Linked DNA regions of Homo sapiens: region 1 is linked to region 2. The links are chromatin loops, found by intact Hi-C in ENCODE. Cell type or tissue: IMR-90. All regions are shown on one strand.

What was found. Hi-C counts contacts between places; a loop is a spot of excess contacts. Peaks named below come from ENCODE experiments on the same cell type or tissue, not always from the same donor. Only the 100,000 strongest peaks of a DNase experiment are listed, where the experiment ranks them.
Region 1: it touches region 2 in a loop (2.3-fold over the local background); 11 of 110 quality-filtered maps call a loop at or near these places.

Annotation. Positions count from the first base shown.
Region 1 is chr4:125,367,928-125,370,427 of GRCh38, reverse strand. The region is part of intron 2 of FAT4 (FAT atypical cadherin 4); the gene reads right to left. Among named protein-coding and RNA genes, the nearest start is that of FAT4, 54 kb to the right of the region's middle. In IMR-90, no CTCF peak of the experiment used is centred here; DNase peaks (open chromatin) are centred at 1,557 and 2,077; H3K4me3 peaks cover 1,246 bases; H3K27ac peaks cover 963 bases.
Region 2 is chr4:125,316,561-125,319,060 of GRCh38, reverse strand. FAT4 (FAT atypical cadherin 4) reads right to left here. Exons shown (of 18, transcript NM_001291303.3): 2 at 1-2,500. Among named protein-coding and RNA genes, the nearest start is that of FAT4, 2.9 kb to the right of the region's middle. In IMR-90, CTCF peaks have their summits at 1,300 (motif pointing right) and 1,859 (motif pointing left); no DNase peak of the experiment used is centred here; H3K4me3 peaks cover 1,482 bases; H3K27ac peaks cover 828 bases.

The sequences.
Region 1 (2,500 bases), 51 kb before region 2:
GGAATTAGGCATAATCCCTCATGTTGTTAGGTGCTGTACAGTTTAATAAGCAGTTTGTCATATGTATCACAATCTCACATTCATTCTGGAAATTTGGAACTGTCTCTACTTTGTAGGGTTCCTGTCGGAATACAATGAGAAATATATAAAAGCCCTTAACACAGTATGAAACATACAAGTGCTTAATAGCTATTAGCTATAACAATGATATGAAATATATTTCCATCCTGATTTTACAAAAAGTCAGAAAGAAGTAACATTTTTACCTAGTTGTGGCAGAACAAAGCCTAGTTTGATTATTTCCAAATCTAGTATGAATTCTATCACCCTATATCTGCCTTTATAACAAACGTGTAATATTAAAACCCAATACGCCCAATGGAAAAAGGAGAAAGGAACCCAAGTGTCCATTTTTGATAAACAAAATGTAGTATATACATACAATGGAATACTATTCGGTCTTTAAAAAAAAAGGAAATTCTGACATTTACTACAACTTGGATCTACCTGGAGGACATTATGCTAAGTAAAATAAGCCAGACACAGAAAAACAAATATGTATGATTCCATTTATATCAGTTAGCAAAAGTAGTCAACTTCATGGGAACAGAAAGCAGAACAGTGGTGGCCTGGAGCTTGCCGATTGGAGGAAATGGAAAGTTAGTGTTTAATGGGTAGAGAGTTTCAGTTTGGGAAACAAAAACATTCTGGAGATAGATGACGGCTACAGTTGCAGAGCAATTTGAAATTATTCAATGACTCAGAATAATACACTTAAAAATATTAAAATGGCAAATTATATGTTATGCATATTTTACCAGAATTTTTAAAAACCTCAATGGCAAGGCCAGACTTTAGCCATTTTCATTAAACAACAGAATGAATGAATTAATACAGATGATGGTAATCTCCCAAATTGTTGCAGGAAAGCTAGGCATTTTTCTTCTTGGCCATTTCTTTTGTTTTTTTATTTATTTGTTTGCTTGTTTTGTGAGATGGAGTCTCACTGTATCACCCAGGCAGGATGGAGTGCAATGAGGCAATCTCAGCTCACTGCAACCTCCATCTCCTGGGTTAAAGTGATTCTCCTGCCTCAGCCTCCTGAGTAACTGGTATTAATGCACGCGCCATTACTCACTGAAGACAGTTGTTCCCTCTTCCTTAAAACTCTAGGTTGATAAGATTTAACACATTCAATTCAGATTAGAGGTCTGCTGATTTTATGTTATTTACCTGAAACTGCATCTCACTTAAGCCCTCCAACCACAGAATATCTATATCAAGTATCTGATGGGTATTTATTTTAATGGAAAAGCAAAAGGCTGATAGAGATTTGTGTGACATAAGGTGATGTACATATCATGCATGAAAAATACAATTCAAGCTATATAATATGACTCTCCCTTGGCATATTCATTCTTAAAGTATTCTAAGATTGTGTAGTGCCAAACACAATATTTTTCTTTTGTCAGTTCTCCAAAGTGAAACTTGACCACTGAAGTCTAAAGGGTGTACAGCAACAAAGCACAAATAGATGAAACTTTAAATTCCTTCAAGTAACATCTGAGGCCACGAAAGCATGGAGAACATGATTGCCTTAAAAAGTACAGTTTCCAGAAATTCTCGTAAGAATTCCTCGGCAGGCTTATGGCTAGAAGCCAACTTTCTCTTTCTCTCTCTCTCTCTCAAAAAAAAAAAGTTTTGGATATTTTCCCATCTTGACATTTTAGAGAGATCTAAGGCATTGCCAGATGTCATGTGTGTATGCGGTATTTTTTTTAATCATACTTTTTAAAAATCTTAATTTGCATTCAGTTTTGAGTTTCAGAATCAGGAAAGTCTGAAATTTGATAGAAAGGGTTAACATTTTTTATCCAATATGATTTTTATATATATATATATATACATATATATAATATATACATACATATATATATATATCCTAACTAGAGAAATATCACAGACTTCCTGGCTTCCCTCCAAAGACTTTACCAGTCAGGCACATTGGCTCAATTCCCACTCTACTCTAAAATGTCTTTTTAGTTTGCTTTTCTTTGTCTTTTTCATATTCTAACTGCATAAACTGTTTACCACTAATGCTATGGAGCTTCCCTCCAGTGAGTCAGATTAAAAACATGGTTATTTAATAATCACTAAGTCATACTGGAAAAAATGACTTTTTCAATCAAATGCTTTATTTCCATAAACCCACAGTACTCTCTACAAATCTGGATTTGCACTTGAATGTATTCAAGTTCTTCTGCCACAGTGAAAGGCCATTTCAAGAACCTCTATATTCTTTGCCAACATTTTTGTCTATAAATACTTAGTACTTCATATGGCTCCAGAAAAATAATTTCCAAACTAGTAACAAATACTAAATTGCCTATTTAGAAAGTCTTATAAAACCTTAAACGGAAGGGGGAAAAAAACTGGACTGGCAGATTTAGAGAGTTCCACACCATCAGGTAGGAAATTGCCTTTTCCCTTTTTGTTCATA
Region 2 (2,500 bases):
AACTGTTATGTTAACCATAGTGTCTCCAGTCACTGTGCCCCCACTGGCCACTACCTTCAGCTGATAAAAGGATTGCTCTTCTCTATCAATCACATTTGCTGTGGTAAGCTGCCCAGTGACCTGGTTGATAGCAAACATACCTTTCTGATCCCCAGTAGTAATGAGATAACTGATGTTGGAATTGAGATCCATGGTGGATGCAGACACACTACCCACATGATATCCCAGCGCCACGTTCTCAAAAACCACAAAGCTGTAGGCAACCTGACTGAATACAGGTGGGTTGTCTTGAGTGTCCAATACAGTGATGGTTACTATTGCCTGGTTGGGAGATTGTAAATTGCCACCATCAGTAGCTACTATTTGCAACTGATAAGCTGTTTTTTCTTCTCTGTCTAGGGCCATTCTTGTAGAAATAACCCCACTCTGAGCATTGACCTGAAACCGAGACCTGTCCCCAGCAGATATGCTATATTTGACAGTACCATTGGTACCCAAGTCTGGGTCAGTGGCAGACACAGTGGTGATGTAGCTACCTCCAGGCTCATTCTCCTTAATGTGAGCAAAGTATTGGACCGGGTAGAAGACAGGGCTGTTATCATTTATATCCAGAAGACTCACATTTATGCGAGCCATTGATGACTGGGGAGGGGAGCCCAGATCTGTGGCCAGAACCAACAGGGAGTAGAAGGCTTGCTCTTCTCTGTCCAAGGAGGAAATAGTACTCAACCTCCCAGACACAGGATCCAGACGGAAGGACCTCCGGTCAGTCTCTGCCTCTTGTAAGGAGAAGCGCACTGTTCCGTTGTCACCCAGGTCCCCGTCAGTTGCCCTGAGCATCAACAGTTCTGTCCCTGTTGGGGCATTCTCAACCACAGACACATCATACCCTTCTGGCTGGCTAAATACTGGCTTTTCATCATTCACATCTAGGAGAGTTACTACAAGCTGGGCATAGGACACCTTGGGGTGAACTCCCTGGTCCCGGGCACTTATATTCAGAACAATCTGGGAAGCAAGTTCACGGTCCAGGCCCCCAGAGGACCCAGTGGTCACGAGGCCGCTATGTTCACTGATATGGAACCATCCCAGTCCATTGCCAGAGACAATGCTGTAACGCAGATTAGCATTGAGACCAGAGTCGCCATCAGTGGCAGATATCCCACTCACATAGCTTCCCGGAGGCGCCTCCTCGCTCAGGTTCACTCTGTACACTTGCTGTGAAAAGACAGGAGGATGGTCATTGATGTCATTAACAAAAATCACCAGGCTTGCCACAGAAGAGCGCGCCTGGACTGCTGCGCCAGGGGGCGCCCCGTAGTTATCAGAGACGGAAACTGTGAGGTTGTAGGAAGGGATGCGCTCGCGGTCCAAGGCGCTGGCCACCTTGATTAGGCTCAGGTTCGGCACTTTGCTGCTTTGCACTTCAAAGTGGCGCTGCTCATTGCCCCCGAGAATTTGCACGGAGATGTTCCCGTTGGCCGCGGGAGAATCTGCGTCCGTCACGGTGAGCAGAGCCACCACGGTGCCCACTTGAGCATTCTCATCTACCGAGGCGTAGCGCGAGGTGGCCGGGAAGTAGCGGAACTTCACTACCGGGTCATTGTCATTCACGTCCAGCAGCTGAATCAGCGCCTCGGCGCGCCCAGTGAGGGAAGGCACGCCTCTGTCCATCGCCTGCACCGTAAGCGAGTATTGGCGCCGAGCTTCGAAGTCCAGGGGCTCCCGCACCGTGATAAGTCCCGTCTCAGGGTCCATTTGGAAGGGGGTCCCCTCGTCCTGCAGGCGATAGCGGATGTCCGCGTTGGTGCCCTCGTCCGCGTCCGCCGCCGCCACCTGGAGGACGCTGGAACCCACAACCGCGTCCTCAGGCACCCCCGCCTGGTAGTGAGAACTGCCAAAAACCGGGGGGTTGTCATTAATGTCTTGCACAGTCACGTTTACCTGAAGGTAGCCCCGCCGCTTAGGCTCACCCTTGTCCTCCACCTCAACCAGGAGCTGGTACTGCGGAGTGACCTCACGGTCCAGTCCGCCCTTGGACACCAGATGCAGGAACGCTCCCTCGCCGCTCGGGTTCAGGGTGATGTCCAGACGGAAGCGCCCCGCCTCATTGCCGCGGATGATGCGGTAGGAGCGGTGGTCCACACCGTTTGAGCCGATGTCCGAGTCGGTGGCGGTGTCTAAGATGACTTGGCGTCCGCTGCTACTGTCTTCCTTGAAAGTGACCACGATAGAGGGGTCCGGGAAAACGGGGGCGTTGTCATTGAGGTCCCGCACCAGCACTCGCACTTCGGTGGGGTAGGTGGGCGCGCTGGAAAGGACCACCAGGTTGATCACGTCGCTGGGCAGGCTCTCGCGGTCGATGGTGGAGGTGGTGTACAGGGCTCCGGTGCTACTGTTTATGGCAAACAGGGCGTGGCTTTCGCTGAGCCTGTAGGTGAAGCCGGGGCGCGTCTGGATGGTGCCTACCAGAGTGCCTGGAGGTTGCTCTTCCAGCACT